Regions from separate parts of the Homo sapiens genome. Here region 1 is linked to region 2. Evidence: read pairs that join two places in POLR2A ChIA-PET (ENCODE). Cell type or tissue: Caco-2. All regions are shown on one strand. Links, peaks and the distances in the headings refer to the core of each region. The heading gives the core; the rest is flanking DNA. Region 1 overlaps CFAP77 (cilia and flagella associated protein 77). Region 2 overlaps CFAP77 (cilia and flagella associated protein 77).

Region 1 (5,372 bases), core at 204-5,203, 59 kb before region 2:
TTACTGCAAGCTCCGCCTCCCGGGTTCACGCCATGCTCCTGCCTCAGCCTCCTGAGTAGCTGGGACTACTGGTGCCCGCCACCATGCCCACACCCGCCACCACGCCCGGCTAATTTTTTGTATTTTTAGTAGAGACGGGGTTTCATCGTGGTAGCCAGGATGGTCCTGATCTCCTGACCTTGTGATCTGCCCGCCTCGCCCTCCCAAAGTGCTGGGATTACAGGTGTGAGCCACCACGCCCGGCCGATTAAGAGTTCTGTAGGCAAATGAGGTAGGGAAGATATTCCAGGCAAAAAAAAAAAAAAGCATTTGGAGAAGCAGGGAAACAGGGAGAAGGATGCAATGTGTGAGAACTACAGGTCAGTGAGTGTTCCTGGGGCAAAAAGTGGGGGCCTGGCAGTGGAGAAGTTGGGAGAGCAATAGATGGCCTCAGGATGTGGACAGAGGCTGGACATGGGTCTAGACCATTAATAATAAAAACAATGACTGCAAACACTCATTAAATTCTGCATATCAGCCACCAAACTTCTGTGAGATAGGTCCTCCTATTATCCCTTTTCACGGATGAGGAAACTGAGGCATGGTTCATTAATGTGCCTACCTACATACAGCTGGTAAGCAGAAGAGCAGAGATTTGAACTCTGTGGTCTGCCTAGACAGGCCATGAGCTTAACCACGGCACCACACTGCCCACCAGGAAATTTTGGTTCTGATACTGTAGGCCATGAGATGCCTTTAAAGATGTTAAGTGGGGCAGTGAAATGAACAGACCTGTCTTTATGCAAGACCATGTGGCTGCAGAGAGAGCCCGGATTGGAGCGGGTAAGCCGGGAGGCTCAGAGACCCAGGAGGAGGCTATGGCAGTTGTGTGAGTGAGAGGTAAGCAGCAGAGGGCAAGAAACAAATGAATGGGTTGGAGAGCTACTTAGGAGACAGCCTGATTGAGTATGGAAGATGAGGAAGAGAAGCTAAGGATGGATGTCAGGATTTTGGCTTGAGCAATGGCAGTGCCTCCAACCAAGATGGAAAATTCCAGAATGGAAGCAGGTCTGTGGAAAGATCATGAATTGGTCCGGGCACGGTGCCTCACACCTGTAATCTCAGCACTCTGGGAGGCCAAGGCAGGTGGATCACTGGAGGTCAGGAGTTCAAGACCAGCCTGGCCAACATGGTGAAACCCCGTCTCTACTATGAATACAAAAAATTAGCCGGGCATGGTGGCATGCACCTGTAATCCCAGCCACTTGGGAGGCTGAGGCAGGAGAATTGCTTGAACCTGGGAGGCGGAGGTTGCAGTGAGCTGAGATCGCGCCATTGCACTCCAGCCTGGGCAACAAGAGCGAAACTCCATCTTAAAAAAAAAAAAAAAAAAAGAAAGATCATGAATTGGATGTGGGTAGTCGGTCTGCCACAAACAGTGGTCTTTTAGCGCTGGTGGTTTTAACACTCAAGTGAGGGCCCGGAAGGCCCATGACATTCAATGATTCATAGTTTCGCGAAGATTCAAATTTGAATATCCTGCACTGTGAGGTGTGTCTGTGTGTACAGGAGTCATTTGAACTAGTGAGTGTACCTCGTCAGCCACCCAGCATCTACACTGCCACCTTACTCCATAGTTCTCTCCTCTTCATTGTGTGACACTCATGAAGATTCCTTGTCCCTTTCTTGATCCCCACCACGCCCCCTAAGTTCAGGGCCATCACTGTTTGCTACCCGAGCCAATCCTGGTTGCCTTCATTATGGCATCTCTCCACCAGCCCTCACCCCCTCCACTCTGCCTCCCACCCTGAGTCAAGGAGATTTTCTTTTTTCTTTTTCTTTTCTTTTTTTTTTTTTTCCAGAAGGAGTCTCACTCTGTCGCCTAGGCTGGAGTGCAGTGGTGTGATCTCGGCTCACTGCAACTTCCGCCTCCTGGATTCAAGCGATTCTCCTGCCTCAGCCTCCTGAGCAGCTGGGACTACAGGTGTGTGCCACTATGCCCGACTAATTTTTTATATTTTTAGTAGAGACGGGGTTTCACTGTTAGCCAGGGTGGTCTCGATCTCCTTGACCTCATGATCTGCCTGTCTCGGTCTCCCAAAGTGCTGGGATTATAGGTGTGAGCCACCGCACCCAGCCTGAGATTTTCAAAAGAACAAATCTGGTCCCATCGCTCCCCCATTGCGAGCCCATTAGGGCTCCCCTTGCTGTCTGCAGGGTGGGTCACAATGCATGTGTCTCCTCCCAGTTGGTGTGCCCTTGTGGGGAAGGTCCAGGGCAGATAGAGCTCTTCTGCAGTTCGTGCCTTGACCAGAGCATCCACTGCCTTCTCCTAAGCGGAAAGTCAAGCCTGTTGAGAACATTCTTACAGCAGCCAGGTGGCGTTGGTTTGGGCACTGATGTTATAAATAGGCAAGACCCCTTCCCGTGCCCCTGCTTTGCAAAGAGCACCTGGGCTCAGCTCTGATTACCTTGGGTACTGCAGCCTGAAGAGGAGGGGGCCAGGTTGGTGAGCAGTCCAGAAACCACAGGAGGACCAGTTGAAGGAGAAGAAAAGGCCAAAATAGAATTGGAGCATGATTTTCAAGTCTCTGAAGAAGGTGGCTTTTCTGTTTTACTCCAGAGAGAGCTATTGAACTGCCACTAACATTGGATTCTGCACCAGGAGTCAGGCCTGTGCCCAGCAACTAAGAATCAGGACTAGGACCTCGGTGGAAGCTCCAGGGAGGCAGACTCCAATTGGATATAAAGAAGAGGTGCCCGAGAGTGTGACGGATCTGTTGCTGAGATGGGGTGCCTCATGCAGCAGGGGTGCTCTGTCCCAGAAGGAACTAAACAGCCTGGAGACCCACTGACTCTGCAAGGAACATTTATTGGACCTGAGCAGGAGGGAGGACCAGATGACCCTTTCTGACTCTCAAATTCTTTGACTCTAAGAAGGAGTTCCATTCCTAATATACCTGAAAAGCTCTTAGTGGCGCTGCCATTAAGCAGAGTTAATGGCAATAAATTCTGCCATTGTATTTCTTGGCTAAGCAGAGAAAAGCATTAGACTCATGGTGTGTGCTCAGTCAACACGAACCACTTGGCTTTTCTTTTGCCAAGCAGCAAGTTAGTGAAGCTGGATGAACCTGGGGCATGGACCTGACACTCAGCCTTCACTCTTCCCTTCATGCCCTCAGTGAATCTCCATTTCCTCTTCTGTAAAAGGAGGGGAGTAACAGTGATTCCTAAAATCCTTCCCAAATTTAACGTTCAGCTTTTTAAAAAGCCAATATAGGCCGGGCGCAGTGGCTCACACCTGTAATCCTAGCACTTTGGGAGGCTGAGGCAGGTGGATTGCCTGAGCTCCGGAGTTCGAGACCAGCCTGGGCAACACGGTGAAACTCCGTCTCTGCTAAAATACAAAAAAATTAGCTGGGCAAGACGGCATGCGCCTGTAATCCCAGTTACTTGGGAGGCTGAGGCAGGAGAATTGCTTGAACCCGGGAGGCGGAGGTTGCAGTGAGCTGAGATCACGCCATTGCACTCCAGCCTGGGCGACAGAGCGAGACTCCGTCTCAAAAAATAAAATAAAATAAAGCCAATATAATTCATATATCTGGTGGAAGGAAATATATATCATGTTGGTTCCAATTGAAGCCAAAAGATTCATTTAAAAACCCCACAGAAACCGTTTGTTTTCATAAAAAGGGCTTCAGTGTGGGGGCTGGAGCCAGGGGCACCAGGTAATGAACCCCAACCCTGTATCTTGCTGCCCACTCTTGTAGCAATTCTTGGATTCTTGGGTAGGAGTCAGAAAGCTTGGATCATTCTGGATGTTTTCTCCCTTAATCAATCATCTTTTGGTCTCTCACTTCTGAGTACGTAAGAGCCATTTGCTTTTCACATTTACAATACTTTCTTTTGGAATGTTGTCCCTTACTGATTCAGAGAAAGGAGGACATTTGTTTTAACAGATTTGAATTTATCAGCGTGTGTATTTGCACCAAAGCATAATAATAATAAATTACAGTCCTAATAAGTAGGTTGCCCAGAAGGAGGGCGGTGGCACCCCCAATAATTGATGTACATTCTTTGCAATTTAGGGGCATCATAATTTATCGGGGTTCATTTTTTTTGTATCCAATTTGAAGAAAGGCAGCTGTGTTTTGTATGCAATAAACTCTGCCATTGTACTTCTTGGCTAAGCAGAGAAAAGCATCATAATTTTTTGCCTATTTCCTAGTTATTACTGCAGTATCTAGTAGCTTCTTTATGGGAAAGAGTTTATCAATATTTCAATTATAAACCCCAATTTTCAGGAGGGTTGTAACTCATCTATTTAAAAATCAGATCAGGCTGAAAACACAGTGAGTAGCTTGTCATCCCAGGAAACCGAGGGCTTTCTAAAATATTAAATAACCAGTGTAAGTCAGTTCGATTTCTTTGAACTTTTAGGGTAAAACTTTGGTTTTACTTCCCCACATGAATAAAGTGGAACTAAGCTTCTTTCTCCATAAAACGTGTTCAGGTGTTACTGAGGTTTCCATTTGCAAGTAAAGGGAACAGGTGCTGAAATCGGCATCTCTGATATTGTTCATTGGTTGGTGTGTTCTGGAAAAGCTGCCCACACATCACATTTTTTACCAATTGAGTGATAGTTTGATACAATGCCCTTTTGAATGGAACCACGTGGTGAATCCTTTTCTAGAAGTGAAGACTACTTCAGGAAAGCAAGTAAGCACTCCTAATTATGCAACAGTATCCTAGCTTTGAGAAGGCAGACATACCTATAACGTAGCCAGGGGCCAGCATTGCCCTTGTTATTGAGTGGATGGGGACAGGCCAGCCATCTAGTGGCCCAGCCCTCCTGGTAGACATGTGGACCTCAGGCACCTAAGGCCATCTGTTGACTTCAATCAGTCAGTGACTTGAGCCAATTCTCCCCACCCAAACCACACACTGAGGCACTTCTTTCAAAGTCCCCTTAAGTCAGAGAGTGATCACTTAGACCATCCCAGGATTACCTGAAGTGAGGACATCACAAAATGTCATAACATCCTACAAAAAAAAAGAAAGAAAAGGCAATAAATTAGCCTGCACAAAGAACTCCAGTCCATGGGAAGGCCCAGTGATATCTTGTGAAGTTTGTTCTACTCGCAGATCCTAGCTGGCCCTTTCCTAGGCTTTATCAGGCCTGGGACCTTGTTGATGGCAATACCATCTGTCATTGCAGCAGAGCCCAGTAGTGTGGGGTTCTTACCTTAAAAAGTGGAACTGGCTGGGTGCTGTGGCTTACACCTGTAATCCCAGCACTTTGGGAGGCCGAGGCGGGTGGATCACCTGAGGTCAGGAGTTCGAGATCAGCCTGGCCAACATGGCGAAACCTCATCTCTACTAAAAATACAAAA
Region 2 (5,372 bases), core at 185-5,184:
GGGGGGGTTTTGCTCTCAGAGGCTTCAGAGAACAAAATGAGGACCAGAGTGTGTGTTGGAAGGGGGCAGTCCTCATAGCTGTGTGTGTTCAGAATGTGTGTTGGAAGGGGGCAGTCCTCACAGCTGACACTTTCTGGGCCCCCACTGAGTGACCGCTGCGTCCAACACTGAGCCCTGTACCTCATCTCATTAAATACAACTCTACCAAGTAGAGACTATCATCCCTATTCTACAGATGGGGAAACTGAGGCTCAGAGACAGTCACTTGCCCAAAGTCTCCTGGCTAGTTGGAGGCAGCACCAGGATTTGAGCCGAGTCTCCCTCCAGGGCGGCTGTTCATATCCACAGGCCGCATGCTTCCAGGAGGCAGAGCAAGGCCCTGGGCGAGGAAGTCATTTCTCATCCTGAGCTCCGTTCACGTTGGTGCCAGTGGCCTGGTGCGGAGGTGAGTCCTCAGCAGCGAGATGGCGGCTACGAACAACAGTTACAGCAATGAACGGCCAACGCTGATGAGCACCTACTGGGGCCTGGCTTTCCACAGAGCAAATGGATTAATCCTCACTGCAGCCCTGTGCAGCAGACGCCCGTCACCTCTATTTATCCATGAGAAAAGGGAGGCATGGTGAGGTTCTGTCCCTCAGCAAGAGGTCACAGGTGGCGAATGGAGGTGTGGGGACTCTGTCCAGGCAGCTTACACCAGGACCCTAGCCCTTAGCGGCCTGAACAGGTTCTTTTGGGAGGTGGAGGCACTGGCTGGCTGCCCAGCCCGGGCTACCTCTGCTGGGGCTTTGGGAGCCCCCTGAACTGAGTCCGACAGGGGTCCCCTGCTCCTCAAGGCCTGCCTGCTTCCATGGACCTGGATCTCCAAGGAGTTTTGTTAAAAGGGGCCCAGGCTGAGGGCCAGTCTTGCTCGGTGGCTCACACCTGTAATCCCGTCACTTTGGGAGGCCAAGGCAAGTAGATCACTTGAGGTCAGGAGTTCGAGACCAGCCTGGGCAACATGATGAAACCTCATCTCTACTAAAAATACAAAAATTAGCCAGGTGTGGTGGTGGGTGCCTGTAATCCCAGCTACTCGGGAGGCTGAGGCACGAGAATCACTTGAACCCGGGAGGTCGAGGTTGCAGTGAGTCAAGATTGCACCACTACACCCCAGCCTGGGCGACAGAGCAAAACTTTGTCTCAAACAACAAACAAAAAAGGTGGGGGACAGGCAGGGAGCCATAACTGGGAGAAGGTAGCAGCCTGGGGCCCCCATCTTTTCCCCCTTCCACTCCCAGGAAGCCCAGCCTCCCTGGGGCCCCAGACTGGCTGCTCCTGATCCACCCTTTCTCCCTCCCCAAACTCCTGCTGCTCCTTCCTCCTTCATGGGAGCTTTGTCTCCAGAGCCAGGACAGAGACATTTTTCATGCTTTGCCTTGTTTCCCTTTCGGCTCTCCTGTGGCCCGGACAGAGATTTATTCGCGGCCTGACACTCGCGGCATCCCAAGCAGGGAGGGCTCAGGGAGGCACTGATGGGCCCGTAATGGATGGGGCCGCCACTCCCCCAGGGCCTGGCCAGGCCCGAACCCCATCCATCAGGAGCAGCTCGGTGCCAAGGTCAACGCTAACGAGGCTGGCCCGGCTGGTTCCCCTCGGAGCCTCCCAGGTTGCATCGCACATGCTCTGCTCTGCCTTTGATTTTTCCAGAGCTGGGCCTCACCCGTGTCAGGGGAGGGGCACAGCGAAAGCCCTTCTGGGAGCCAACGCTGGAGTCCAGAGTCGGGAGTCCGGCTTGGTGCCTGGCCCGGCCGTGGGCCTCTTATCGCCTCTACAGCCTCCAGCTCACAACACAATCAGAGGGGCTGCTAGGGTGAGGTTGGTTTAGCTCTTTCCGGGACACGGAGGAGATGGTGCTGCTGTGAGCCAGCCGGCACCTCCCTGGCACTGCACGAAGAACCAGGCATCAAGCCCAACACATCAGCCCACATCCCACTGTGGCAAGGGACCCCGCAAGCAAAAGTAGTCACAGAATGAGCGCGTCATGCAGAGGAGCGGTGAGCCCAGCCAGGAGGAGCTGCAGGCAGGCCCTGATACATCCCGTCGGTGGCCAGATCATCTCATCGTGTGGAGGAACAGTGAGCTCACAGGACAGAGCTGCACGCTGGGCCCCATCAGTCCCGTCGGAGGCCAGATGGGAGTGGCTGTTCAAGCTAGAAACCGCTGGAGCCTTGCATTCGTTTTGATGAATAATAGTGCCAGTTTCCGGGGCTAGACACCATGCTGGGTGCCTCATACACATCAACTCAAGAGATCCCCAGACGGGCCCTAAGGTAGCAACTGACTCTCTTATCCCCATTTTATAGACAAGGAAACCAAGGCCCAGAGACACTTGTACACAGTCATGTGGTTGCAAAGGGGTCACGCTGGGATCTGATCTCAGAACCCACATTCGTTACCTCCGGCCTATGCTGAGAGTTCATTTAGTGCCCACCTGTGCTGGGCATTGTGGTGCTGGGTGTTTGGGATACAGAGAAAATAAAACACAAAACAAACCAATATGCAATCAGCAGGTATAACAGCAAGGCAGTGCATGCTGTTTCTAGTGGGCAGAGGACCCAGGAGAGAGGGCACAAGGGTACCTTCGGGTCTGCTGAGACTTGACTCTGACTCCCCCAAGCTAAACCTCCTTCAGTCCCCTGAACTCCCTCCCTCCCCACGTTTCTCTGGACTCACAGGTGCTTTTCCCTCTGCCAGGGATGCTCGTTCCCACCTTGCCTGGCGGAGGCCTCACCGTCCTTCAGACACTCCTGTGTCTCTTGCCTGGAGAGGCCACCCTGTGTGGCCACTGCCTGCAGACCTGAGCATCTCCCCCACCAGACTCAGTGGGGCGGGCCTGGTGTTGCCCACTCCTCCTTCCCCAGTGCCAAGCATGTGCCTGCCTGGAATGTTGTAGGTGCTCAGTAAACGCTTGTTGACTGACTGCGTGAGAGGGAACAGATTGCTCAAATGCAGTGCGTCCTGGATTTTGGGAACAGGCACTATTCTAGTGCCAAGAGCACATGAGACGGCCAACTCTTTCCCGGGCACGACTCTTGCAGGGCACTGAGCTTCAGCTACAGGAGCTGTTGAAAATCATCGTTTGTTAATTTCCTGGGGTTTCTGAAACAAATTACCACACGTTCAATGGCTTAAAATAACAAAAATGAAGCGGCCGCGCGGCGGCTCACGCCTGTCATCCCAGCACTGTGGGAGGCTGAGGCGGGCGGATCACGAGGTCAGGAGTTCGACACCAGCCTGACCAATATGGTGAAATCCCGTCTCTACCAAAGATACAAAAATTAGCTGGGTGTGGTGGCACACACCTGTCATCTCAGCTTCTTGGGAGGCTGAGGCAGGAGAATCACTTGAACCTGGGAGGCAGAGGTTGCAGTGAGCCAAGATCATGCCACTGCACTCCAGCCTGGGCAACAAAAGCAAAACTCTGTTTAAAAAAAAAAAAAGTAACAAAAATGGATCCTTTCCTAGCTCTGGAAGCCGGAAGTCTGAAATCAAGGTGTTGGCAGGGCCACGCTCCCTCTGCGGGCTCTAGGGGAGGGTCTCCGACCTCCTCCAGCTCCTGGTGGCCCCAGGTGTTCCTTGGCATCCCTTCAGCCACTGCTGCCTCAAACTTCACGTGGCTGTCTCTCCTGCATCTCTGTCTTCTCCTCTTCTGTCTCTTACAAAGATATTTATCATTGGGTTTAGGGCTCAGCCAAATATCCCCAGATGATCTTATCTCAAGATCTTTAATGTAATTACATCTGCAAAGACCTCTTTTCCAAATAAGGTCAAATTTACAGGCTGGAGGAGGGTTAGGATATGGACACATCTTTTGGTGGTGGAGGGGAGACCATTCAGCCCACTCTAATCATCGAAGCATCTTAACACAAATCAAGTCAGAGTGTCCTGCATTTTAGGTGTCGTTGGGTTTTGAGAAAACAATCTTTAGAATTATAATTTTACAATGGCTTCCCCTGGAGTCTTGCTACCTGTTGGCCCCTTATGTTTTTGTGAAAAATGCAGAAGGGGTTTGTAATCAGTCAAAAGATGATAGGTATAGGCCAGGCGTGGTGGCTTACACCTGTAATCCCAGCACTTTGGGAGGCCGAGGCGGGCAGATCACCTAAGGTCAGGAGTTTGAAACCAGCCTGGCCAACATGGCGAAACCTTGTCTCTACTAAAAATATAAAAATCAGCCAAGCGTGGTGGCAGGTGCCTGCAATCCCAGCTACTTGGGAGGCTGAGGCAGGAGAATCACTTGAACCTGGGAGGTGGAGGTTGCAGTGAGCTGAGATAGTGCCTCTGCACTCCAGCCTGGGTGACAAGGGTAAAACTCCATTTCAAATAAATAAATAGATAGAGATGATAGGTATAAATGCTTTTATGAGGAGCAGGTATTTTATTTTTTTAATTTAAAAAAAATTTTAATTTTTGTGGGCACATAGTGGGTGTATATGTTTATGGGGTACATGGGATGTTTCGATACTGGCATGTAATGCATAATAATCACATCGTGGAGAATGGGGTCTCCAGCTCCTCAAGCACACAATCCAATTCTACTCTTAGTTATTTTTAAATGTGCAATTAAGTTATTATTGACTCTAGTCAAGGGAGCAAAACATTTTAACCAATCCTTTCTTTTGTGTTTATTAGAAAACTTTCCAAACAAATAGAAAAGTTCAGAAGCAACATAACTAACTCCCGTGAACCCACTACCTGGATTTAGCACGCTAACCATCTGGCCGCTTTCGCTTCTGATCCTTTCCTTTAATATTGAAGAAATAAAACGTGTCAAACACAATCTGAGGCCCCTGTGCACACCTTCCTAGCCTCAGCCCCTCCCCGTCTTCCCTGAGGACCCTCCCGAGGTTGGAGCACGCATGCTTTCCACCCAGCGTGCCCAGTTTTGCTCTGTCGTTAGCGATCCATAAATCATAGGGACTACTGAGCGGGGTCCTGTGCCCTGGAAGTCACTCTGCACATGACTCGCTCATCTCATGACACACATTTGCAACATCACCCTGTCCCACTGTCTGAATCGTCCGCCACAGGTGTACCCATCTCTCTACTGCTAAGGTGTTTCTCGTGTCCCCCCATGACAAGGCCCCCACCGGCACCCTGGCACACCTGGTGCCCCTGTGCGAGGGTCCTCGGGGTTGATGTCCACGAGCAGAGCTGCTGGTTGGAATGAGACCTCCTCTGCCTGTGCCGACAACCCCAATTGTCCTTCCGGGTGCTGGCCCCATCTGCCCTCCCATCTTCTCAACTCTTTCTACCTCCTCTGTGTCATTGACCACGGGTGACTGTGAGGAGATGACCCTTCCCCTGTACCCCTGACCACAGATGACAGT

Evidence for each region. Peaks named below come from ENCODE experiments on the same cell type or tissue, not always from the same donor. Only the 100,000 strongest peaks of a DNase experiment are listed, where the experiment ranks them.
Region 1: POLR2A ChIA-PET joins it to region 2 with 6 read pairs; 2 of 35 experiments call an interaction of 5 or more read pairs at or near these places.

Annotation. Positions count from the first base shown.
Region 1 is chr9:132,449,985-132,455,356 of GRCh38, forward strand. All of the region lies in intron 1 of CFAP77 (cilia and flagella associated protein 77), which reads left to right. Among named protein-coding and RNA genes, the nearest start is that of CFAP77, 42 kb to the left of the region's middle. In Caco-2, for the core only: no CTCF peak of the experiment used is centred there; no DNase peak of the experiment used is centred there.
Region 2 is chr9:132,508,585-132,513,956 of GRCh38, forward strand. All of the region lies in intron 3 of CFAP77 (cilia and flagella associated protein 77), which reads left to right. Among named protein-coding and RNA genes, the nearest start is that of BARHL1, 71 kb to the right of the region's middle. RefSeq lists enhancers at 1,304-1,843, 1,844-2,381. In Caco-2, for the core only: no CTCF peak of the experiment used is centred there; a DNase peak (open chromatin) is centred at 2,072.